Regions from separate parts of the Mus musculus genome. Here regions 1, 2, 3 and 4 are each linked to region 5. Evidence: chromatin loops called from intact Hi-C (ENCODE). Cell type or tissue: heart. All regions are shown on one strand.

Evidence for each region. Peaks named below come from ENCODE experiments on the same cell type or tissue, not always from the same donor. Only the 100,000 strongest peaks of a DNase experiment are listed, where the experiment ranks them.
Region 1: it touches region 5 in a loop (2.2-fold over the local background); 7 of 42 quality-filtered maps call a loop at or near these places.
Region 2: it touches region 5 in a loop (6-fold over the local background); 12 of 42 quality-filtered maps call a loop at or near these places.
Region 3: it touches region 5 in a loop (2.8-fold over the local background); 11 of 42 quality-filtered maps call a loop at or near these places.
Region 4: a loop joins it to region 5, with 3 times the contacts of the local background. A loop is called at or near these places in 10 of 42 quality-filtered maps.

Annotation. Positions count from the first base shown.
Region 1 is chr16:38,374,420-38,379,419 of GRCm38, forward strand. It overlaps Popdc2 (popeye domain containing 2), which reads left to right. Exons shown (of 4, transcript NM_001081984.2): 4 at 3,236-3,797. Among named protein-coding and RNA genes, the nearest start is that of Popdc2, 15 kb to the left of the region's middle. In heart, a CTCF peak has its summit at 2,164 (motif pointing right); DNase peaks (open chromatin) are centred at 2,222, 2,692 and 3,454; H3K4me3 peaks cover 1,505 bases; H3K27ac peaks cover 1,714 bases.
Region 2 is chr16:38,343,064-38,348,063 of GRCm38, forward strand. It overlaps Cox17 (cytochrome c oxidase assembly protein 17, copper chaperone), which reads left to right and starts at 3,936. Exons shown (of 3, transcript NM_001017429.2): 1 at 3,936-4,144. The coding sequence starts at 4,038. In heart, CTCF peaks have their summits at 2,021 (motif pointing right) and 3,033 (motif pointing left); a DNase peak (open chromatin) is centred at 3,938; H3K4me3 peaks cover 1,304 bases; H3K27ac peaks cover 2,739 bases.
Region 3 is chr16:38,397,162-38,402,161 of GRCm38, forward strand. Pla1a (phospholipase A1 member A) reads right to left here. Exons shown (of 11, transcript NM_134102.4): 9 at 3,715-3,823; 10 at 178-342. Among named protein-coding and RNA genes, the nearest start is that of Pla1a, 33 kb to the right of the region's middle. In heart, no CTCF peak of the experiment used is centred here; DNase peaks (open chromatin) are centred at 2,500 and 2,990; H3K4me3 peaks cover 1,253 bases; H3K27ac peaks cover 1,328 bases.
Region 4 is chr16:38,389,905-38,394,904 of GRCm38, forward strand. No RefSeq gene overlaps it. Among named protein-coding and RNA genes, the nearest start is that of Popdc2, 30 kb to the left of the region's middle. In heart, no CTCF peak of the experiment used is centred here; DNase peaks (open chromatin) are centred at 2,447 and 4,477.
Region 5 is chr16:38,450,022-38,455,021 of GRCm38, forward strand. It overlaps Adprh (ADP-ribosylarginine hydrolase), which reads right to left and starts at 2,668. Exons shown (of 4, transcript NM_007414.3): 1 at 2,508-2,668; 2 at 108-462. The coding sequence starts at 420. In heart, a CTCF peak has its summit at 2,735; a DNase peak (open chromatin) is centred at 2,670; H3K4me3 peaks cover 2,230 bases; H3K27ac peaks cover 2,101 bases.

The DNA.
Region 1 (5,000 bases), 76 kb before region 5:
TTTGAACCCCTCAGAGGACTCACTGCTAGAACCCAACCCTACCTGTGCTCACAGCAAATGCATGCGTGGCATGAAAGATTTCTAAAACCTACTCATGATTAGTTGTGGTTACATTGTGGAGAATGGGCTGATTGACATTTAGAGCAGGCCAATGGGCTCTCGTCTTTTGAGGGTGGGCGTGACTAGATTTTGCTAATAGCTAAGACTGCTGCTGGGGCCAAGGAGATTTTTGCATGTGGCATGCATGTATTTCAAGGGAAGCGAATGCTGGTATGGTTCTACTGATTGTTCCTGGCACACAGAGAGTTCTGGGAAGCAGCTGTTTTTGAGTCTTCACTAGGAAGGACTGTTAAAATCAAAGCGACTGGTGATGGCAGGCAAATAGTCTGGGGCTATCTTGCTTTCCTCCTGCCCAGTGGCAGACAGTGCTGGTCACTCAGATGAGGCTCAGACAGTGCTTTGATTAGAACATTCCTAAGACAGATGTAGGACAGCCTGGGTTTTCCCAGCAGCCCACACGTGTGGGCAAGTAACCCAGGTGGCCTCCCCTTGGGAACAGGATGTCCCTCGTAGGGGTGTGTACCAGGAAGGCTGTGTTTTGGTAGTTCTGAGAAGTTGCTTTCACGGTCTCCTGATTGATCCTTCAGTACTTTGACATTTTCCTCTGGACTCTACCGGACCATAGTGAGGGCTCAGCTTTTTCTGAGGAAAGCCCCACCATCCACAACCTGGGAGGCATTTTTAAGTGACAGGGGTGCACAAACGAAACTGGCACTCTTAGAGAAGCATCCCCCCCCCCCAGATGTGACGAACTAGTCTGGCACAGAAGACCTCCAAGGCGCACAGTGTGAATGAGTGCATGCGAATTTCAGACAAGCCACATTGCTGATGAGAGAATCGAGAGATGAAGGCCATGAAGACCGACCCTGGCTTTAGAGATATGGATGTTATCATTTCCTGTGGAGTAATCCAAGGCTCTGAGGCTCAGGATAGCTTAGTGTACCTTCCTGTGCATTTGTCCTCTGTCTCTCCACACCCCGTTCCTTGCTGACCAGTGTGAGCTATGGGTGCTTCATGCTGTCCAGCCTGCTTCCCCACCTCTTCATTTCACACAGCACTGACTTCTGTTCTTCTTTTGGCTCTTTCCCATTCCTGACTCCTGCTTGTCCCTGTTGTCTTGGTTTGTGGCTCTAAGCATCCCTCTTGCTTACACTTCACCCTCTCCATCCCCACCTGCCCCCTGACTTCTCCCGTCCTGTGGCTTGGATGTCTGGCGATCTGGTTGCTCTCTTTCCCCTTTGCCCCAGTCTCTGGCTTGTCTCTCTCGTCTCTGCCCTAAGCAACCCTGTGTCTCTGTTTTTCTAATTCTGAATCCATTCAAATCAAGGCCTGAAAAAGGCCCAGTTTTAGGGATGCTTCCCAGATGTCAGGAGACAGGCACCATTGAAGGACACTAGAACTTTTGTGGCTGGCTGCACAGTAAAGCAAATCTGGACAGAATATTCGCTGTGACAGCATTAGAAATAACCTTAGCACCTCTGAGGCATCTTTGTCTGGGAGCCTAACTCACTGTGCAAAATGGCAGGATGTCTTGGGGTCCCTGCACAAGCTCCTCCCACCCCAGGAGCTTCATCACATCCTAGAATCCTAACTTCTAGCCTTGATGTCATTATCCCCTATAAGGATGATTCCAAATTATCATGGGATCTCTCCCCAGAACCACTGTTAGCCTCCAGATATCCTTGTGTGTGTCCATCCATGTTTTATTTAAATAGCGGAGAGGAAGGAAAGAACAGGCAGGTTTTACTTTCAAACCACAGAGTGTTCAGAATGAGGTGAACACATAGTTTTAAGTGGTCATATGTTAGGCAGCTTCTGTGTGACTGCCTTCCCTCCCTGGAACCTACCCTCTGCCATCCCACCCTGTGGAAAAAGCTGGCAGGGACTGGGGGGTGAGGGGGGCGGAGAGCAGCACTTCCAAGAACTCAATAACAAACGGAACCCGGTGGAAGTGGTTTCCAGCTTGGTGGCTGGCAGAATCCTATCCCAACTGAGGTGCATCCTGGGAGGAGGCTGAGAGACGGCATCTATTCCTGAGCTTCATTCAGACTCTTCCCTCAGAATGAAAGCTGATTGTTGCGGATTGCTGTTGGTATTTTCTGGTCCAGCAGATGGCTGCCAGTGCAAGCAAGCAAACAGCCACTGGGCAGACTTTCTGCTCTTAGGCGCAGGCGCGCAGGCGCGCAGGCTCGGGGGGGGGGGGGCCGGGGGCCTCAGCAGTGGCTGCTCTGCTGGCGGAGGCCCCCTGTGTGGGTGAGGTCCAGGGCAGCAGTCTTCTCTGCCCAGATCTTTCTTCCAGCTCTGCTCTGCCAGCTTCGTCTTCCCACCCGTCTCTTTGTAGAAATGAAAGTTGGCGTCTTGCAAAGCCTTTCGAATTTCAGTTCAGGGCTTGGGTGGTTTTTCTTCCATCATCCACGTCTTAGTTAGGGTTTCTATAGCTGTGATGAAACACCACGACGGCCAAAGGAACTGCTTTCCCTTCCTTCCCTGGAACCCACTCTCTGCCCTCCCACCCTGAAAAGGAAAGGGTTTTTTCAGCGTACACTTCCACATTGCTGTTCATCATCAGGGAAGTCAGGACAGGAACAAGGCAGGAACCTGGAGGCAGGGGCTGACGCAGAGGCCAAGGAGGGCGCTGCTTACTGGCTTGCTCCTTCCTCATGGCTTGCTCAGCCTCCTCTCTTATAGAACCCAGGACCACCAGCCCAGGGACAGCACCAGCTACAGTGGGCTGAGTCCTCCCGCATTGATCACTAAGACAATGCCCTGCAGGCTTGCCCATAGCTGGCTCATCTGGAGGCATTTTCTTTATTGAGGGTCCCTCCTCACAGATGACTTCAGCCTGTGTCAACTTGACAGAAACTAGGCAGCACAGTCCATGAGCAGTAAGCAGGATGGAGAGTGTTTTCTTTTGAGCACTCAAGAAGAGGCTCTGTCTCTCACCTACAGACCAAGAGAAAATGGGCCTAGATAATAACATCAGAAGTGAGCCCTCCATGACCCTTCCATGTCCTAGAATGAAAGAACTGAAAGGCACAACTGCTTGTGGCTAGGCATTGGGGTGCAGTCAAAACTGGGGTCTAAAGAGGACATAGAAACTGTACAAGGATCCCATGAAATCTGGCAAACCCTCTGGAGCCACGCGCTGACATCCTTCTTCTGTTTCTCTCCACAGCCTCTAGACGTCCTCTCCAGAACTCTTCTCAAGTTATGTCCAGATCCCAGGCCCCTCTGGCTCCAATTCACACTCCTGAGCTCTAAGGATCACAGAGCTGTCGTCTCTGTAGCCAGATGGCACTCCTCCATGTTCCCCGGATGGCCACTTATACTCTCACCCCTCCTCTTAGCCCTCCAGAAAGATGTGTGGCAAGCTGGGGGATGGACATGACGTGAAGAAACTCACCTTCAGGAGCCTTCCTTACAGCAGGAGGGTCCAGAGGCACCTGGCCTGACTCCATCCTTTATGGGTTGCAGGACATTGCCAGGTTTACACGGCCTCTGAGCCTGGACTGTGAGGCTAGGAACTCACGTCACAGGGTTGTTGTGAGGATCCAGTGAGCTGATTGGGTAGAGCACCTATGACAGGACATGGCGTCCTGCAAGCATGCAATAAAACGCTTCACGCCTCTCCCCGTGTTGTTGCTTTAAATTGTCTGAAAGAATCCAATGACTTTTACCCATGCTTATTTTACTCCCAAAATTAATTTTCAATTGAAATAAAAAATTTTAAATCCCAATTGTTCCCTTCAACTTTTAATTTTAAAACACAAGTAACTGTGTCCTGTTTATGAATCTAACATTACGTTTTAGTTCTTAAAAGCATTTTATAAAGTTAGCCAATGAGTTTTCCTTCCTCGAATATTTAAAAATGGCTTACAAGTTGAATATAGTCTGCTCTCTCGCTCTTTTTCTCTGGCTCTTTATTCTTGATTGAGTCAATATGTCCCTACTATAACAGAGGCTGGCCTCGAACTTGCATTCCTTCTGCCTCTCCTTCATGAATGCTAGGATTACAGGTATATGCCACATACCTTGTTGAATATATTTTACTTTGTTTTTCCTCAAAAACTTCAATGTACATTCTGGTTACCTAATGCTGTGTGACCCTACCCCTAATATAGTGGCTTCAAAGACTTGTAATTACTGGTTCTGCTCATGAGGTGGGGACTGGCTGGGGCGGCTAGATGTTGCTCACACAGCTCCATATGGTGCGGCTTTCGGCACTCACAGGCTTGAAGCAGGTTTCACCTCAGAGGCCTCTTCACTCAGCCTGTCTGGGGCCAGACTGAGAAAACTCCCACAGCTGAGGACTAACCAAAGTGGAGGCTTGCTCCGTTTCCAGGGGTTGGCTGTGCTGCCATGTGGCTCTCTAGCCTGTCTGTGAGTACACCATGCTGTCCCCATGCATTCTAACACGGATAAGCATCTGGTTGTTTTCAGGGTTCCCGTGGACATCCATGGACACAGGCTTAGGTATGCATATGTATGTGCATTTCTTCAGCATGTACCTAGGAGTGGTACCATCAAGGCACTGGACACTGAGTGCAAATGTGTAGAACTACAGTGGATTCAGCCAGTTTCCTTAAGTGGCTGTAGTAACTTGCATTCCTTTCAGCAATGTCTGAGAGTCCCTCTCCAGTGGTCGTGATTGGTTTTTCTAACCTTTGCCTTGTGGGTGTGCATAGCATTTTTTCCGTTGTGGTTACACTTTTCATTTTCCTGATGAATACTACGGTTGAATACCTTTTCTTTTCTGCTTTTTTCTTTTTCTATTGCTGCCCCTCCTCACAGCTGGGGTTAAGTGCTGGGGCACCTGGCTTGTTCCACCGATACTGGAACTTGAACTCCACTCTTCCCGGCTGCATAACAGCTGCTCTTAATCATTGAGCCATCTCTCCAGCCCCCGCCCTCTATCTCTGTCTGAGTGTTTCCTTTTATGA
Region 2 (5,000 bases), 110 kb before region 5:
CACTGTAGCTGTCTTCAGACACCCCAGAAGAAGGCATCAGATCTCATTAGGGATGGTTGTGAGACACCATGTGGTTGCTGGGATTTGTACTCAGGACCTTCGGAAGAGCAATCAGTGCTCTTAACCGCTGAGCCATCTCTCCAGCCCAATTCTAATCATGTTGAGAGAACTCTACACAGGGGCTGATTCCCTTTGTCTTATAAGGGAGGGGCCACTGTCTGTCCTTGACTCTGAGTAGGAAAGAGTGATGGGTGATAGAGACAGTGATAGAGACAGTGTTGCCCTTTAAGCCAAAGGGAGTGAGACATTCTTAGTTCTTGTCCTTAAGAATTTTGTACTATTTGGTCTTTTTCACATTGCCCATGGGAAATGAGATTCTGGAAACTTGTATAATGCCCTGCTGCAAGTGATAAAATGTCCTTTATCTGTAGCCCAGGAGTTTGATAGTTTCAGCCATCACATATGAACTGGCTTGCAAATGTGGTAAAACTCAGACTTTCCAGGCATCCAGAAATCAGAGAACATTGTATGATATGTATTTTCCCAGAGGAAATGGAAAGCTTTTTTTTTTCCTTTTTTTAAATTCAGAGGCAGACATGCAAATACTATGTGCACGCACACACGATAGTACATGTGTGGAGTTGTTAACTGCATACTACCATCTGAGTCCTGAGACTGAAGGCAGGTCATCAGGCTCAGTGACTTGTGTCTTTACCCACTAAGCTGTCTCTCAGGCCCTTCAATTTAACATCTTACCATAGCTCTTCTCTAGGGAATATCTTATTAATGTTTGTCTTGGGATTAAATGGGAAACAATAACTGCGTTATGTTTTGTATTCTTTTTTCTTTTTTAAAAAGATTTATTTATTACTATACATAAGTACACTGTAGCTGTCCTCAGACACACCAGAAGAGGGCGTCAGATCTCATTATGGGTGGTTGTGAGACACCATGTGGTTGCTGGGATTTGAACTCATGACCTTCGGAAGAGCAGTCAGTGCTCTTACCTGCTGAGTCATCTCAACAGCCCATGTTTTGTATTCTTAATGTCCACTTAATATAAAATAAACCATCTCAGTCTACAAGCACGTGGGCAGAGAAAGAAAAGTGAAATTTAATGCTTACTCATTCATCAAGGGTAAAAGGAAAAAGTAACCCGAATGGATAAGTTAATTAGACCATCTTAAAACAAGAGTTAAGCTGGTGAGTACAAATTAGTAAATGTCTCCCACTGGAAAGGAGACCTTTTGTTTGTTTTATAGACAGGACCTTGCTATGAGACCCAGGCTGGCCTTGAACTCTGATTCTTCCTGCTCTGGCCTCCCGAGTGCTGGAATGTGTTCGTTTCATCCTTCCCAGATTGCTCTGTATTTTTTTTTTCCATGGGCAGGCCATTTTACCTCAAAGAAGCAGCTATTGTAGGTCATAGCACTCAAGAGACAGTCTATAGGGTTTATTACAGTCTCAGAAGCATCTAGTTAAAGGAAGCAAGAAGAAGGAGATTTCTTTCCCTGAGAGGACTGTTGTTAATCAGTACCAGTCTCTCTCTCTCTCTCTCTCTCTCTCTCTCTCTCTCTCTCTCTCTCTCTCTCCCTCTCCCTCTCCCTCTCTCTCTCTCTCTCTCTCTCTCTCTCTCTCTCTCACACACACACACACACACACACACGGGATAAGAGACAGTTTATTCTGGGAACAAATATGGATGATTATGGGTCTGGGAACAGTTTCACACTACCCTAAATTCCACATTCCAGTATGGTGATATGACACTCCCATGTAGTTTTATAGTAAAGAAGCAAAATCATAAATCAAGACACTTCCCATACACAGCGGTAAAAACATTAGGTGGACAGGTCACAGGAAGGTAAGAAAATCTCAGCCATAGCCTCAGATGGTGTCTGATGATCTTCTCAGCCTTTTGGTTGGTGGGAACTGGGGGTTGGGGGGAGGGGGTCTGCTCATAGATTCCAAAGGGTTTACCTAATGCTCACAAAGATGTTAGATCACATACAGAAGGGGGCAGTAAAAGACCACTATGTGGGGACTAAAGCTGCTCCAATACTACTTGGCTATAATCCAGCAACCTTCCAGCCTTACTAAGATCTCTAAAATTGTAATCAGTTGATCAGCCTTTCAGGAAGTTCAGAGTGATGTGTGGTTCAAGCCAGGAACTTTCCTTCACAAAGGGAAAAATGAGAGGAAAACTTATCAGTTGCAATAAAGTTCCAATTCTCCTCCTCCTCCTCCTCCTCCTCCTCCTTCTCCTCCTCTGCTCCTTCTTTTTGTGGTCTACAATTTGTATCAAAGTCAGTCCTCACAATCCTTACATTTTCCAGTTCTACTCTTTTTCTTCTTTGTTCATTTACTCTACACAAAAATGCAGTAGCGCCAGTAAATACAGGTGAGTGGTTTGAAAGTGAAAGTTACTTTGCCTTTAGATACATTGCACAGGATAGTGCATGGACCATGGGGAGAGATGGAACCTCATGAGCTATGTAGCTCTGAATGAATCATATGCCCTTCTGAACCTCCGTTTGTTATGAAGATTAAATGCCTCTCACGCTCAACTCTATACAGGGAAGCTGTGATGCTGAAGATTATATTGATCCTAGTTGAATTTAAGAAATGCCAGGAAAAGGCATTTTTAATTCTGTTAATTGGTATAATGACAAATATCTGATTGCACAATTAATAAAACCAGTTTAGGAGCTGAGGGTATGTAACCCAGTTTGTAGACTATTTGCCTAACATGCAGGAAGTCCTTATATACCAGGAAAGGATGGCACACACTTGTAATTCCAACATTTAATAATCAGTTCAGGGTCATCCACAGATCATTCAAGGCCAGCTTAGGCTAGAGACTTTGTCTATAAATATTTATATTAAAATTAAAACCACTTTTTTGGGTGTGTGTGAAGAAATGGCTCACTGGTTAAGAGTATTGGCTGCTCTTCTGGAGATTCTGAGTTCAATTCCCAGCAATTACATGGTGGCTCATGACTATCTGTGATGAGATCTGATGCCCTCTTCTGGTGTGTCTGAAGACAGCTACAGTGTACTCAGATACATACAATAAATAACTACAAACCACTTTTTTCCTGACCTACAGCTAGTTTAAGGAAGCCACTCAATGCTGTACATCTTAGTGAACTTGAATACAATTAGAATGGTTGATTTGAAGCAATGGAGCTCTACTGAGGGGGTTACACTTTCAGTATCAGTTACCATGTCATTTACTTATCCAAAACACACACACACACACACACACACACACACACACACACACAGAGAGAGAGAGAGAGAGAGAGAGAGAGAGAGAGAGAGAGAAACAGAGACAGAGAGACAGAGACAGCCCATCACAGTTGTTGAAAGTAGAAAAAAATCTTATCTTCTTTCATGACTACTGTGTCATGATATATTATCTGAAAATTTAGCATATATGCCGGAGAGAAATAGGAGGTAGGGGGCCTTTGTATCTGTATCTGCAGAATGTCTACAAAGCAGGAAGGAAGAAAGACCATAAAATATCCCAGGGTGGAACCCGGATCTGCTACTGCTTGTCCAGTACCAAAAGGTCAGCCCTGAAAATACGAATACAGTTAGCATTATACTGGACTGAATGGGTCATATAGGAATATATGTATGCATGTATACATATAAGCATGCAATAACAATTAGGGAGGAAAAGGCCATGAATTTGAAGGATAGTGGGGAATGGGTATGTATATGTAAGGATTTGTAGAAAGGAAAGGGAAAGGGAAAATGATGTAATTAAATTACAATCTCAAAAACAAAACAAAAACAAAAACCATTCTGGGTGACCTTTTAACCTTTGCGCCAGCGCTGACGCCACGCCCTTGGAGCGAGGCCTTGTACCACTTCTTTTGCGCACGCGCTTCTTAGACTTACTTCCGTCCGGAGAGGCGGGACTTCCTGTCCCCCTTCGATTGACTGCGGAAGTGGAGACAGACGGCTCAGGGTAGTCGGAGTTTGGGAGCTTTGCGCGTGTGCGCTCATAGTTGCTTTCGCCTGGAAAGATGCCGGGACTGGCGGCCGCTAGCCCTGCCCCGCCCGAGGCTCAGGAGAAGAAGCCACTGAAGCCCTGCTGTGCCTGCCCGGAAACCAAGAAGGCGCGTGATGCGTGGTCAGTGCGTAGCCCGGGAGGGAAGCCCGGGCTTTAGCAGCTCGGCTCCACTCTGCTCTCTGGGACTCTGGAGATGCAGGGACCCATAGTTCCGCTGTCCTCTCTGCTCCCTGATCCCGCACCCCAGTCTCAGTTAGGGGTCAACGGAGAGGGCAAGAGGTTACATTGATCCCAAGGTTCTCGTCCTTCATTCCTTACTACGATTGCATTTTAGTCTTCTTAGGGATAAGACCCAGATAAATAGAAGTGCGTAAAGATGCTTCTTGATTTAAAGGCATTTAAAATATGTGGAGATTTGTTACCAGCCAATACTATACCACCAGCTGTGATAGATTTACTAAGACCTAGGTGTAAATTTTTCAGGTAATCTTTAGTAATTTTTTTTTTTTTTGGTCGAAACGTGTGAATAGTAGAACACAGGATACATTTCTGAAGGGATACCCTTTCCAAGAAGTTAAAAGTCAACCTGTCTGGAGCTGGAGAGATGGCTAAGTGGATAAAAGCCCTGGTTGACCTTCCAGAGGGCCTAGTTTCGATTCCCAGCACCCACACGACTGTTAACAATCTTGTGTAATTCCAACCCCAGAATAATCTGACACCCCCTTCTAGCTATTGCGGGCACTGCACACACATGGTGTGCAGGCAAAACACCTATACACATAAAAACAAATTGTAAAACTTGTCTACAGGACAGAGGTGATATTAATGTTCATCGACTTTATCATCAAGTCACAAAAGGTTTTGTTTGGTCTCCTCCCTTTTATGTAGCCTGGGTTCTGGGGCAGATACTGAAGTCCTCAGTGTGGCTATGCATCTCCATCTTCTCCCATCAAAGCAGAAAAATACTCGGAGAAAC
Region 3 (5,000 bases), 53 kb before region 5:
CTTCAATTCAGTATGACCCTATAGAAGATTGGGGAGAACTCGGGGTCCCAGTGGATTCCTCACCTAAGACAGTTATCACTTTATTGAGGTTGAATTCCATCAAGCAACACCCCGAAGATCCAGAGCTGTGCTTGGTGGTGTTGCAGGGGTGCTTAGGGGGTGGGTTCTGTGACTCACCTGTCATTGACCGGCAGAGGGGCAGTACAGAAAGTCCCAACAACAGGAGTTCTGTCTTTTCTCCAAACCCGGCTAGAAACTTGGAACTTGAGCTTCACTTGGTTTATCTGGCACTGTGGGTTAGGATGAGCCATGACCCCTCTCCCTTCCAGTTGCTGTTTAGGTCTGAAAGGCAAAGGGAGAGAGGATGAGCCGGCACCGGTCTGTGCTTCACTGGCCTGTGAACTAAGGGGCTTTGCAGGCAAACCTTGTTAGCTGTCAAGTACAGAGGCACGGGCACCTTAAAAAACGAGACGCAGCGTTTTTGAATCCTCACTGGCCCCCTGCGCACAGGCCAACAGTTTTGAATGTGACCCAGAAAATACGTGTTTATTCTTTTTTTTATTATTAATTTTTTTTTAATTTTTTTATTAGGCATTTTCCTCATTTACATTTCCAATGCTATCCCAAAAGTCCCCCATACCCCCCCCCACTCCCCTACCCACTTACTCCCACTTCTTGTCTCTGGCATTCCCCTGTACTGAGGCATATAAAGTTTGCAAGACCAATGGGTCTCTCTTTCCACTGATGGCCTACTAGGCCATCTTCTGATACATATGCAGCTAGAGACAGGAGCTCTGGGGGTACTGGTTAGTTCATATTGTTGTTCCACCTATAGGGTTGCAGATACCTTTAGCTCCTTGGGTACTTTCTCTAGCTTCTCCATTGGGGGCCCTGTGATCCATCCAATAGCTGACTGTGAGCATCCACTTCTGTGTTTGCTAGGCCCCTGCCTAGTCTCACAAGAGACAGCTATATAGGGTCCTTTCAGCAAAATCTTGCTTGTGTATGCAATGGTGTCAGCTTTTGGAGGCTGATTATGGGATGGATCCCTATTCTTTTTCATTATTGGAAAGTCAATAAACATTTTTATTTAAGGGACTTCCCGTGTGAGTCTTTCACCGTACACCAAGATTACTCAAGTTCAAGATTTCTGAAACAGCTCTTTCCCAAAGAAAAATGCTTAATCCAGCTGTGCCGCGAGAGGAACAGGTTGCCTGGGGCCTGGGTAGTGGACTGTGTGTCCTTCAATTCTGATCTCTGAGACAGTGGGGGACTCTGGGAAGGAGGGAGAGGGCAAGGTTCAGATGCCTCTCCACACCACAGCAGGTTGGGTCCTGATTCATCGCCAGCCCCACCCCCTTTTTCTCTCCAGTTTTACAGAGCGGTGGTGTCTTTGTGGTGTATTTTTCTCATCCAGAGGCAGGCATACAGATTGTTGCCTCATTTTGCAGAAAGACTTTGTTCAGGTAAAGAAAAGCTGCCCCTGCTTGGAAACGTTTTATAATATGTCAGAGAAAATTAGGATTCAAGAAACTGCTTTTATCCAAGACCTTACAAATTATAAGGGATATGAAAGTTGCTTTGAGTGAGTGGCTTGGCTTGGGTAAATTGTCCACCTAAAAGGAAAACTTGATACCGGGCGTGGTGGCACGTGCCTTTAATCCCAGCACTTGGGAGGCAGAGGCAGGCGAATTTCTGAGTTCGAGGCCAGCCTGGTCTACAGAGTGAGTTCCAGAACAGCCAGGGCTGCAGAGAAACTCTGTCTCGAAAAAAAGGAAAAAAGGAAAACTTGGGTTTTTACAAAATAATAGAAAGTAGGGGCAAAACATACTTCTCCCTGGCACTTATCCTTCTAATTTCTAATTTTTTAATTAAAAAAAAAAATTAGCCAGTGGCGCACACCTTTAATCCCAGCACTTGGGAGGCAGAGGCAGGCAGATTTCTGGATTCAAGGCCAGCCTGGTCTACAGAGTGAGTTCCAGGACAGCCAGCTATACAGAGAAACTCTGTCTCAAAAAAAAAAAAAAAAGAGAGAGAGAGATGGTTAGAGTTAATGCATTCAGTGTCCTTCTTCAAGAGTCACGTGTCTTCCTTTGGGCATGAAGGCTAACCACCTATGAGAGGCCCACTGAGAGGCTCAGAGAACCTCAGCTTCGGCTTGCTCCAAGTCTCCAGTGACTGGTGGGCGGGAACAGTGGTTTTACCCATACAGAAGGCCTAGTGTGTCAGGGCCAAGGTCTCCATTAGTATCTGTTCATCTACCAACTGACTAGAGAAACAAAGGAAAGCCCTTCCTGTAGCAACACAACTTTAAACAAATAACTATGGAAAGTCCTCAGCATTCTAGTCCACCACAGTCCCCAAGCCACCGCTGTGGGCACCTGCAAATCCATGACCCGGAGGGGCCAGTATCTGCAGACAGAGCACAGTCCAGTGGCAGGATGTAGGGGAGCTCAAGGGGAATGACCTCTTTCGGGAGGGATTTGTTTTCCCTCACAGCACAGTTCAGCAGGGCAGCCTGAGAACACACCCTCCCACCCCCAGGCGATGTGGTCACTCTCCTTTTGAACACGCCCAAAGGCTCAGCAAGCTGCTCTCCAGCCAGAAACCATATTGTCTAATTTGTCCTTCCAAGCCTGATTTATCTCTCCAGCCTTCTCTTGTCCTACATCCCACACCTTGGCTTTGTCTTGCTGGCACACCTCTGTGTTCTTTTTGCCAATTCTTTGATCCCCTTGTCGCATCCTCAGATCCACTTAGGCGCTCTCTCTGCGCCTCAGTGCAGTGGACCGGGAAATGTTCAGAGAGGCGCACACAGCTCTTTCCCCTATTTGCGTTCAGTGTTGTTTTTTTCTTTTTTGTTTTCCCTCCTGCAGACCTTTGTTTGCGACTACTCTGTCAGCAGATTTGGCAAGAGCTGTCTGAAGGAAGCGGGCACTGGCCCGTGAGGGACTCTGGGTTGGGCAGGGCTTGTGAAGGGGCTACACTTCCTGTGGGGGTTCTGACTCCTCCCCAGCAGCCTCTGCGGTAAGCTCTGCCTTCCCTCCCCTTCGCCTCCCATCTCCCGCAGCTTTTCCAGTGCGGTTGTGATTAGTATGCTCTGCCAAGACCCCTTTGGGGTCTCTCCTGCATCAGCTCTATTTTCCTCACTGGTCCCTAACAGAACCAGTGTTTACATATCTGATTAGGTGGTTTAGCTGCTGGCTAGTAATTGCTTTTTAAAGAAACAGACCCACCTTGTCCCTGACTCCCCCAGCCCCACCCCGCTCTCTTGCCCCAAACCTGGTCCCACCAGTTCCCCAGAGCCAAGTCTGCCCCAAAGAAATGGAAATGATCAGCTATGATCCGACAAACTTGAAGCAGCCCCCATCTGGCCCTAACCTTCTTCTATGGACCAGCTCCTAAGGCCCTGGTCACCCCTGTAGGTGGATGGTGGCTGAGGCTCTCCTTCCTAATACAATTCTGCTGGACCCCAGAGCAGTTTCCTACTGAGAACTAATCGCCTCTGGTGCTGCCCAGTAGCCTTGCTTGCTAGCATCTGAATACACTGTGCTTAAGGTGGTACTGATCCCAAACCTACAACTCTTATCTGGGAGTAGATCTGTAGTGGGCACTGTCCCCAGCTTGGTGGGCTAGGCCCAGCAATCACACTGTGTCTGACCTGGAACATACACATACATGAAAGAGAGGCTTAGCCATAGGACACTTACGTACATGGTGATCTTGACCGAGGACGTTACGTTGTTGCTAAGAAACGTGACCTCGATGCTGGTATCCTTTTTTCTCTTCTCCTTCAAATAAAACTCCACAAGGCTGTGGTGCACTAGGAAACCAAAGAACAGCAAAGGCATGGCAGGTAGCACAGGGGTCCAGGGGCCAAGAGTGACCAGGTGGCACAGGGGCCAAGTGTGAAAGCCCCAAAGAGCAGCAGCCTGCCTGGGATTCTCTACCTCCAAGGCACTGGCTTGTTATCTCGGCACAGATTGCTTGTTATCTCAGGTCCTCCGCGTTTTTCAAGTGTAAACAGGACTAATAGTTATCCATTGGCCGGAGCAAGGACAGTGCCCTCGCCTAGGGGATGCTCAGAAAGTGTGAGTTTTTATTATTGCAAGAGTAGTTCTCTCCTCTCTGTTTGGTGACCTTATTGTGAGGGAACATTTATAAAATCACACTTAAAATTTACTTAGTGTGCATGTGCCATGTGGTGCACATGGAGACCAGACAACAACTTGTGGTAATTGGTTCTTCTCTTCCTCCATCTGGGAGTAAACTTGGGTCATCAGATCTGGGAATAGTCATGTTTACCCACCAACCCACCTTGATGGCGGAGATGTACTCTTAAGAATATCAAGGAGGATTCAGCATCTACTGCTATTGTTTGAATGCCTTTGGTCCAGCAAAAGTCACATTTAACCTTTACCCCTGGGGAGATGGTTAAGTGCTTGATGAGAAGGCACAAGGACCTGAACCTGGATCCCCAGCACCTGTGTAAGAAGCTGGGCGTGGCAGCACGTGCCTGAAACTCCACTGCTTGGGGGGGGGGGGGGGGAGAGAGGAGACAGGCCAGACCTCAGATCTTGCTGGTGTGCTAAGCTAGTCAAATAGGATTAGTGAGCGCTCCCATGGTGTTCCTGAGTAGATCAGTACCTTAAAAGTGACAGAAGGGCCTAGCTAGGGACTTTTTGGTCCTTCCGTCTTCGATTGGGTAAAAACCTATGACAGTAACAAGATGCCATCAGAAAGCAAAGAGAACAGCCCTCAGACACCAAATATCGGCACCTTGCCCTTTGGCTTTCTGGTCTCCAGAAGACTGAGAAAATAAAGACTTCTGTTCTTTGTAAATTACCCAGTCATCGCTTCTTGGCCTTTTGGCTAAGATCAAGTGTAGTAAATTACCCAGTCCTACATTTTATTATAACAGCATAAACAGACAAGGACATATACTAAATAAGCAACTCATTTAACAAAAAGCGGTATCCCTTTCCCCTTCTCCATATACA
Region 4 (5,000 bases), 60 kb before region 5:
TTCTTCTGGAGATTTGAAAATGTTAAAATGCAACACTGGGAAGCAGACTTCTCAAGCAGAGCCATAAATGAAGGCCATTCTGGAAACATATGAAGAGACTGCAAGTGCTCCTTTAAGTTAGGCCTGACTTCTTTCCTGAGCCTTTAAGTTGTCTGTCTTTAGTTCCATTTGAGATTTCCCATTTCCAGTGAATTACACTGTGGGTGGGGGATACAAAGAAAGAGGAAGCAAAGTCCCTTTTTTTGAGAACCTAAGTATCACCTATCTTAGAAGCCTGACATACACACCATTGCAAGGCACTGTAGGCACCATCATAAATAGCATGTGGAGGGAGGTTTCCTGAAGGACATGGAACCAGAGGAGGACTCCAAATGACTGGAGGGACCCAAGTGAGGACCGAAGGCTCAGGAGCAGAAGCATCGAGCTGGAATGGACCACAGGGTACTTTAGGGGACGCTCAGTTTGGGGACACTGGGGAATATGGCAGATAACTTTTGAGCAGGCAGAGTGGCGCTCGACTGAGTAGAGCTCTATGTACATAGCCATTTTGGTTTTAGGGACTAGAAGCCAACTGGAAAAGGAACCATGTCACATGGTGGATAGAGCTCAGATTCTGACCTCAACTAGTAGTGGTATGAATCGTGAGGTCACCCTCCATTAGGCGTACCAGATTGGGCAAGTTCTATAACCTTTCTTGTCCTTTAGTGTTTTCACATGTAAGATAAGAATGCTTGGCATTATTGGGAGGTTTATAGAAGATAATCTATATAACGTGATTAGAATCCTACCCATCATATAATATGTGTTCTGGGGGGTTTATTTTCCTTGACAGTGGTATTGATGGGACAAAGTGAGACTTATTATATAAAAGTACAGGACTTAATGTCAAGACTACCACACTGTTTCAAAATAGGACTGGATCAGGGAAACAAAGGTTCTGTTTCTCTCAGGAGATAGGCAATGTATTTCTCTTTCCTTACAGATTAGCCTTCCCTGCTTCTCCATTCTCATGAGGGAAACAGACTGCTTTCATTGCTCAAGTTTGGACATAGCAATTCCTTCTACCCGAGGAGAAGCACTGGGTAGCTCTTTGTTGTTTCAAATATTCAAGAGTAAAATCTCCCTGGTCCAGCGTAAGTCAGGTGTCCACCGCTAGTCTGAGTGAAGCTGGGACTGAGGACAGGAACCCTCATTTCAGAGAAAGGGTCCGTGAAAAAATGTCTTCTGTTCTGAGAGAGAGGAGTTTGGGACATTGGGGTCCTCCCTAGGAATTCAAACTGAGGGTATCTGGAAAACAAATCTCTTCAATTTGAACAAGAAAAGGAGTATATTCTACACTTGAGATTTTTATAGAGATTTAAGGCTAGGGATTTATACTGATCTTCTGAAATTTGTGGTCATACATGAAGATAACTGAAGCACGTGTAACAGAATAACATCTCGTTACAATATCCACAGCATCTCTGAGAACGGCAACCCCGTGACCCTGTCTCTTTTGAGGGAGGGCAGTCAACAAAAAAACAATCTGTGATCTTATGAAAGGCTGGCAGGCCAGAAGCAAAAGCCCAAAAGCAAAGTCACACGCTTGGTTTTTTCTACTGGAAAAAAAAATAATACTGAAGAATGTCCAATCGAGGGAGAAAATAAAAACTAGTGCCATTCACAAACCGGAGAATGGAAAACCAGTCATTTCCAGTTATTTCTTTGAAAGGATCAATAAACTTGATACATCTTTAGTAGGGCTTACCAATAAAAATGTGAGGAGATTTGGTTTCTGAAGTCAAGATAGAGACATTACTACTGGGCTTATCAAAATAAAAATATGTACGGAAATACTATGAATAATTATACATCAGCAAAAATATGTACGGGAATACCATGAATAATTGTACACCAGCAAATTAGATAGCTCAGGTAAAACGGACAGATTTATAGAAATGTACCAATCGCAGAAGCTGACTGAAGAGAAAAAGAAAATCAGAACAGATCTTTAACAAGTGAAGATATTGGGTTAGTGAAAAAAGAAATAAACAAACAAAATAAAACACTACAAAGAAAAGCCAATGCTTATGATAAATTGTCAGAGAAGACTACTCCATGGGGCCGTTTGTTTGTTTGTTTTCTAATAAACAGTGAGGGACTGTACTATCCTAGCGTGCCAGTTGCTGGTGTTACCATAGATAATTGCTTTTTCAAGGATATATTTATAGCCAAGGCACAAACTGTGAGACACTAGAAGCTTTTGGAGCACAACACCTCATAGAAGGACTTCAGAGAGGGCGGTGCGCCCAGCTGACTCTCCACTGCAGCGTAGTCTAGTCTCCAGCCGCTCCCATGGCTTTTCCCCACTCCTCTGGCTTCCTGTTCCCATGTTCGTCCTCACGGTATTGATGGACCAGCCCTGTTTTCCAAAAAGAACTCAGCAACTGAAACGAAGCCTTGTCTGAGATCTCAGTCAGCTGTCCACACACGATTGTCTGAGATTCCCATGTGACTCGCTTGGCCGCCGGACCGGCTGCCTGGACACGTGACCTGCAGTTCTGTTTCCTGCTCCGCTCTTCTCATCGCCTTGAAAATTTTTGTAACTTTTTTTGTTTAAAACAATATTTTTATTTCATCCAGACCCCAAAATGTCTAGTAGGCAGTCTTAGGGGGTTCCACTCTGAGCCTTGGAGGAGAACTTACTTGAGTGTGGGTTTAGAGTGCTTTGTACATAGAGACTAACTACAGTTCTGGTTAATGGCCCGAACTATAAGGCCCGTTGGCCCGGCTCCTTTGGATACCAGCCTTGCGCTCCTTGCTGTGTGAGCAGAGGCATTCACAGTGTGTGCCTCACAGTTGTGCTGAGAGGCTAGACCATAGTAAAACAGCAGAGGAACAGCGAAGAGCTGTGCAGCACCGCTGATTCTGTTGCCTCCCTGTTCCGGGATCAAGTTGCTTTTATCTCCCATCAGGTGTGTTTGCTTGGTGGGGGATCTGACATTCGGGTTGAATTAATCCACAGTCATTTAACGCTCACAGCAGAGTTCTGAGAGTCCAGTGGGTATGGAGGGGTTCCCAGCTCTGCCTTTGCCCCATCAAGCAGCCCCCTTACCCCTCAACCCCACAGACACTCCAGCTGCTTAAAGCCAGGTTTCCCAAAGAGAAAGCTATGTGCCTGGACAGGATGCCCAGACCTACCGCTGTGTGCTACAAAATCACCTAGTGAGAAAGCTTTGCATGTCTTCTTTTCAGTCCACTAATTACATGTGTTGTTAATAAGGGATGTGTGTCACTGTGTGTGTGTCGGTGTGTGTCTCTCTGTACATCTGTGTGAGTGTGCAAGAGTGTGTGTGTCTCCCTCTCTGTACATCTGTGTGAGTGTGCCAGAGTGTGTGTGTGTGTGTGTGTGTGTGTGTGTGTGTGTGTGTGCTTTTTCAAGGATAGATCATCACAGCACACTGTGAAAGCCAGAGGAAGCCTTGAGGAAGCCTGCTCTCTCCTTTCACTGTGTGGGTCCCGGGAATTAAGCTCAGAGCATTAGGCCTGAGATCAAGTGCCTTTGCACACCCAGCCAGGCATCTTGCTAGTCTATGGATGAGTGTGATGGTTTGTTGGAGGAAGTGTGTCACTGTGGGGGTGGGCTTCCAGACCCTCCTCCTAGCAGCCTGAGGACAGTCTGCTCCTGGCTTCCTTTGGATAAAGATGTAGAACTCTCAGCTCCTCCTGCACCATGCCTGCCTAGATGCTGCTGTGCTTCCTGCCTTGATGATAATGGACTGAACCTCTGAACCTGTAAGCCAGCCCCAATGAAATGTTGTCTTCTATAAGTGTTGCCTTGGTCATGGTGTCTCTTCACAGCAATGGAAACCCTAAGACAATAAGTTTTGAAAACTTCTCTCATAAGCGGCTAATATTTGTTTTTAGGTTGAGAAAAAGTGGGCCCTGCAGCTCAGGGGCCAGCAGTTCACAGCATCTGCTCGGAATGTCAAACATGACTATGGTCTCATTGTATTTATTTCTAGGATTAGCCTAGGATAAGAGAAACTAGTTTCCCATTTACGGTAATGATCTAACATTTCTGATGGGACACACGATAACACGGAAGTACATTTCCACATTTCACGATGCGTTAAAACAAGATGACATTAGTGAAGAAACACAGGCCATATCCCAAAGATAATGCAAAGCCTAACTAGAGTAACAGCTTATGATATAATCCCTTTATCACAGAAGCATGCTACGATTTATCCAAACTTGGAAGAAAAGTCGCAAGCATAAGGGAAAACTAAGGAAGAAGGATGGCTAAGCAGTGTCTCCCAGGAGAGTCACTGTTCCCTGAGTCACAACCACAGGAACTTGAGCTCAATGAAGCCCAGGCTAGCTGAGGTCACTCCCAGGGAAACCCACAAGCTGCTGGGTGGTTACAAGAGGGTGTAAGAGAAGAGTGGCTTGAGATTTTAAAAGGGAAGGAAATTGCAAGCCTGCTTGCTGGAGATGACGTGGATTCTTCCCGTGTGACAATGTCCTGCAAGGCTAGGGCAGGCAGAGAATGGGGCTCGTGGGTGAGCGTCCAAATGGACATTGCGTTGACCATCCTGCGGCTTTCATTGCCACAGCTCAGAAGAGCTGGGCCCTGGCTACTGCGTTCTGCATGACCTCATACAAATGATGTAACCATACCCTACGGCTTACATCATTCTCCCTGCCTTTGTTACAGAGTGAACCAAAAGTCAACTCTCTTTAAAGCTCGTTTATGGGGGTATTTTTTAAAGCTAAGTTTAAAAAGTGAACCATCTAGGAGGGAAAGTTATGAGGTGAACCTAGGACCCATCCTTCTGTACCCTGCTCTATGCCCTGGACCTCTACGAACCAAGTTGGTTTTTTTCCTCCTCTGGCTTCTGCTGGGGTAACTCAGTGTTCTGAACAAGAAGAGGGGAGGGAAGTGAAGTAGAATAGCCTGTGTGGCTGCCCTCTTGCCTGTGTCTGTGTCTGTGTCTGTGTCCATGTGGAAGGGGAGA
Region 5 (5,000 bases):
TCCTCCTACGAGTGACTAATAGACATATTACTCTCCATCTACAGTCTTAGCGTCCCCCTTGGGCCCGCTTCTCCATCCTCGGGAACCTCCCAGAGACTGGCACTCACCTGGTGCCCGGCCATCCATGTCTCCCATGCAGTCCCGGTAATGTTTGGCTAGTAGGGAATACAGCCGAGGCAAATCCGGGGACTGGCCGGCTTCCATGAGGGCCTCCGCTGTGGCCAGGTGCATGACGGTATCATCACTGACTCTCCATCGTGCCACATCTATGGCTTCCAAGTCACCCATCTGGGCCAACTGCTGGTGTATCGTCTCCCCATCCCGAATGAACTCCCACTTCCCGTTGAAGTAGCCCAAGGTATCTCCAGCCGCGCTCAGCACCATGGCAGCCACATACCTCTCAATCAGCCCCCCACCCATGCTGAGCTTGGCACAGGCGGGCTTATGGGGCAACGGAGACTCCTGGAGAAGAGCAGAGGAAGATGAATCGGAAAACAAACATCTACACTCTCCCCACAGGCCCTGCCTTAAGCCTAACCCATTCGATCGTCTTCTATGAGGGATTTGCTGCTCGAGGGTCTTAAGCAAGAGTAAGTCAGTCATCGTGGAGAGAATGCAGCTCTGTAAATATTAAGAGAACTGAATCAGGCCACAGAGCTAGCGGGGAGGGCTGGGACTCTATCACAGCCCAAAGCTCGACTCCAAAGCTTGTCTCCAGCTGTGTCGTGGTCTCTCGAGGAGTGGCCAGCCCATTAAAACCCACAGGTCAAGCCAGGCCTGCCATCTTCTCCATCACCTGATATTCGCTTTGGAAGATCTCTCTCTCTTTTGTGCGGAGAGTGACACTACAGCTAACTGTTTACAGATGAGGAAATGGAAGCTAAGTTTACATAATCAATAGGTACAGACCATGGAATCCGACCTAGTTCCCTGCCGCCAGAATGCTTCATATTACATGGTCTGGGCCCTGGCCTTAACTTTGGGCTCAGGTAAAGTGATAATGGAAAAACCCAGATGTGTAATGAGGGATGAATGAATGAATGAATGAATTTCCATAAAGTACATAGTGAGCACAACTTTGTGATTATTTTTATTATCCATCTACAACCAATTCTATAAGCAATTTTCCCTTTACCAGCAATATTTAAAAATTTTTAAATGATTTAGTTTTATTTACATATTCTAGTTTATATTCAGTTTTATTTACATACTCTAGTTTTTTGGCTTCACTGGTATCTGTGTGAGGGTGTTGGGCCCCCTGGAACTGGCTCTGTGAGCTGCCATGTGGGTGCTGGGAATTGAACCTGAGCCCCTCTGGAAGAACAGCCAGTGCTCTCAAACTGCTGAGCCATGTCTCCAGCCCCTTGTCTGTCTTCTATATGGTAAAAGTTCTATAGTGCCGGGCTGCAAATGCTATTCCCACCACAAATGAAATCCTTGCTAAAGCCCTGGCTTCCCGGTGTACACATTTTCTACTCTACTCAGGCCAGGGCTCCATGACACCCATTCCGTGTGGTGATTCAGTGTTCCACTGTCTGCCCCCTCCACGCACCCAGCCTCCCCATGAACAGGGGCAAACACTCTTAGGGGCAAAAAGACCTAGCTCACCCCTGCCCTCAGCCCAAGCTCTTCCCATCCACCTGTCTTTCTTCCTCTAACCGCCATTTTAGGTTTAGTTCAAGCCCAGGTACCTCCACCATCCATCTAGTCACACTGCTCAGGTCTAGGGCACAGGCCAGCAGAGACCTGGAGAAGCAGTTAAGGGTAAAGATCTGGCTTTTCCATGCTTGATCCTGATTACATGTGTGTGTGTGTGTGTGTGTGTGTGTGTGTGTGTGTTGTGTGTGTGTGGTGTTGTGTGTGTGTGTTTTATGTATAAATAACGGCTAGGAACTAGAGTTCTGTAGTCTCTTGTGTTAGCTCTGTGACCACTAACAATCCTCTCACGCTGGAGTTTCCCATCTGTTTCCCATCTGTGGGGGAGGAAGGCCTCGTTCTCCGAGGTCCTGTTTTGGCCCAGGTTTTCGAAGCCCTAGCTTTGTTAACCTCTGAGAACTAAGGACTAACGCCCCCACCTTCTCCTCCCAATGCTCCAGGTTCCCTTTTTGAGCTCTCCATGGAAGAGTGTGGGAACCTACGGAGGAAGTAGCCAGTATCTTTTCTCTTTGAAATTCCTTTTCACCTTGGCACATGCATCCATCCTGGCCCAGACCCACCCTTCAGAAGTCATTATTCCTTAACCCACTCTAAACGGGCACAGGTGACAAAGCCATCAAACTATACAATCAAAGCCGAAGTACACTTCGGGATTTCCCATTGGTTTCCTGGCCTGGGTAGAAAGAGGAATAGGGAGAGGGGATGAGGGGAGGGGAGGCCGCGATGCACTCAGGAAAGTCTTGGTGGCCACTTTGAGGACACTGGCCTAGCACCAGTCTGGAGGTGAGAGCGGGACCGAGCGGGTACTAAGGTCAGTAAGAGGAGAGTGGCTCGGGGACTCCTGGCTGTACCTGCTGAGGCGGAGCTGAGAGCGTGGGGCGGGATCGGGGTGGTCCAGAGCCGAGGGCAGGATTGCCCGAGCTGGAGGCGGGGTACCGGGCGCAGGAGTCCTGCTGTGGGCACCCAAGCCAAAAGCCGAACAGGGGCGGAGCCGCGGGCCGGGCGGGTCGCTGGCGCACAGCGGCTTCCGGCGGAGCTGCGTCCTCCCGCGTCCTCCGCACTGGACGGAAGGAGGAAGGGGCGGTGCTGGGGGCGCCCAAGCCTTGCGCATCAGCTCGGGAACCGCTCCGCGCTGCGTGTGGGCCGAGTGGAGTGGTGTCCGGCCAGCCTCGTGCTCGCCCTGCCAGGGTTCTGCCCTGCCAGGGTTCTGCCCCGCGGACCGTTGGACTCCCAGAGCCTGGTACCCACCGCCCAGAGCGGCTTGGGCTCACCGATTCTAACCCTAGTCCGTTCAGCCGTGGTTCTGCGTGCTCTCCACAGAAGGGTTTCAAACGGGAGCTTAGAGGGGAACTCTTAAGGTTCTTTCCCCTAAATTATGACTCTGGATTTGTTAAAACCCTAAGGTGGCAATGGCGGCGTTGAGCCCAGATGTCAGGTTCCGAGAATAAACGTGTGCCAGTGAACACTCCCCCGTACCCTCGACCCAGCTCGGTACAGCCTCGTCTCCGGAAAGGCACAAATCGGGCCTTGTGCTTAAATGGAGTATCTGCTTCTATACAGTGACCCTGACGCACATCAAAGATCCTGCTTTGACTCCTTAGACTTAAGATCAGAACATGTCTGCTCAAAAATTTCAGACCTACTCCCAAGAACTCACATCCCCTCTTCTATGTCTTCAAAACAGAAAAAAAGGAAAGACTTATCTGGGAAGGAAACTTGAACTGAACATTTAACATCTATTAATTTTGGCGTTGGTGACTCTATTCTTGTGTAAATAAATCTATTAATCACAATAATAAAGGAGGTGTTCACGTGGAGTTTAGGGACTTTTATTAAGCAAAAATAAATTGATAAGTCATAGGAAAGTTAATATATTTAATAAATGTGTGTGTGTTGCTTGGAAGGGTAAGCATCAAATTGCAAATAATTAGAAGAGGAACAAGAAGCTTTCCGAGTAAAGAGAGGAATGAAGGAAAATTAAATTTTGATTTATTTTTTGAGACTAGGCTGGTCTCAAACTCGTGATCCTCCTGCCTCTACCTTTAGAATGCTAGAATTTCAGTCTTACAACACCACACCTAGTTTATATCTTTTAGAATATTTTTTCTATATTATATCTAAAGATATTTTAGAGAAAAATAGAAACTAGATGTTACCCCTGATACATATATCAGTCTTTATGGTATGCATATGATTTTAAAACAATGGGGTCATTTTTTAAATAGAATTTTATATCCTTTCTTAAAAACTGGCTTTATCAACTACTAATGTGACTCCAAATGTCCACAAACATTAACACTTCCACAATAAGCCAACTTCTAGTTTGATACAATAAAAAGGGTGAGGCCCTGGGGTCCAGCTGCTCTCTCACCAGATCGCGGTTAAAACTGTTTTAAAAGAGAAAAGATTCACTGAGGATCAGAAAACAGAACAGTCCAAGACAGCTTTGACACTGCATAGACCCAAATGTGTTGAGTGCGGATGACACTGTAACACTATGAGTGTTCTGACTGATAAAGCTTAGGGACCGTGCACTAGCACCCCTGCACACTGACAGGAAGTAGTTCATATGCAGGGTGGGTTGGACTCTCTAACAGAGACTAACAGTGGAACAGCAGCAAGGGCCAAAGGAGAACAGAGCACAGGATAGACCAGAAAACTCCTCAGAATAATAAACGCAGAGAGTGCGGAAACTGGAAAGCCAGGGACGGAGACGTGGAAAGCCAAAAGCAGCTGCTATGTGGTCCATTCAGGAAGACTAAGATGATATCTGAGCAGCTAACTGTATGTCCTCTTGGCTGGACCACAGCACCCAGATTGTTCAAATCTTCCTCCAGATGGGAAGGTATTTTACAGCCGAGATTAGCTTTTATATCAATAAACATGAGGTACAGTGGATTATCCTCCATAATGTGGGCAGGCCTCATTGAATCACTTAAAGATCTTAAGAGAGAGGACTCCCCTCCCCCTGGAAAAAGAGAATTCTGCTAACTGACAGCCTTAGAGGTACAGAAGGAGACTCTACCTCGACACAATGGCAAAAGTAGAATGCACATGTCCTTAAAAATAGTTTACGTCATCAGACGGCACCTCCATGGGAGTATTTGTTCAACTCATCCCATTCTAGTGAGGAAACACAGACCAGTTAAGAGAGTTCCTTGGAGTTTGTGTGATCTGGTTATGCAAAAAGAATCAGGCCTGGGGCCCATAATTAGCCTTCCCATTCCCATACTGCCGCTTAGAAAAAAAAAATCACAAAATGACTTGCAGCTAAACACTGGTTATGTTAAAGGCACATAGCCTGATTTTTATATTCTATGTTCCTCCCCTTCCCCAGTAGTCTT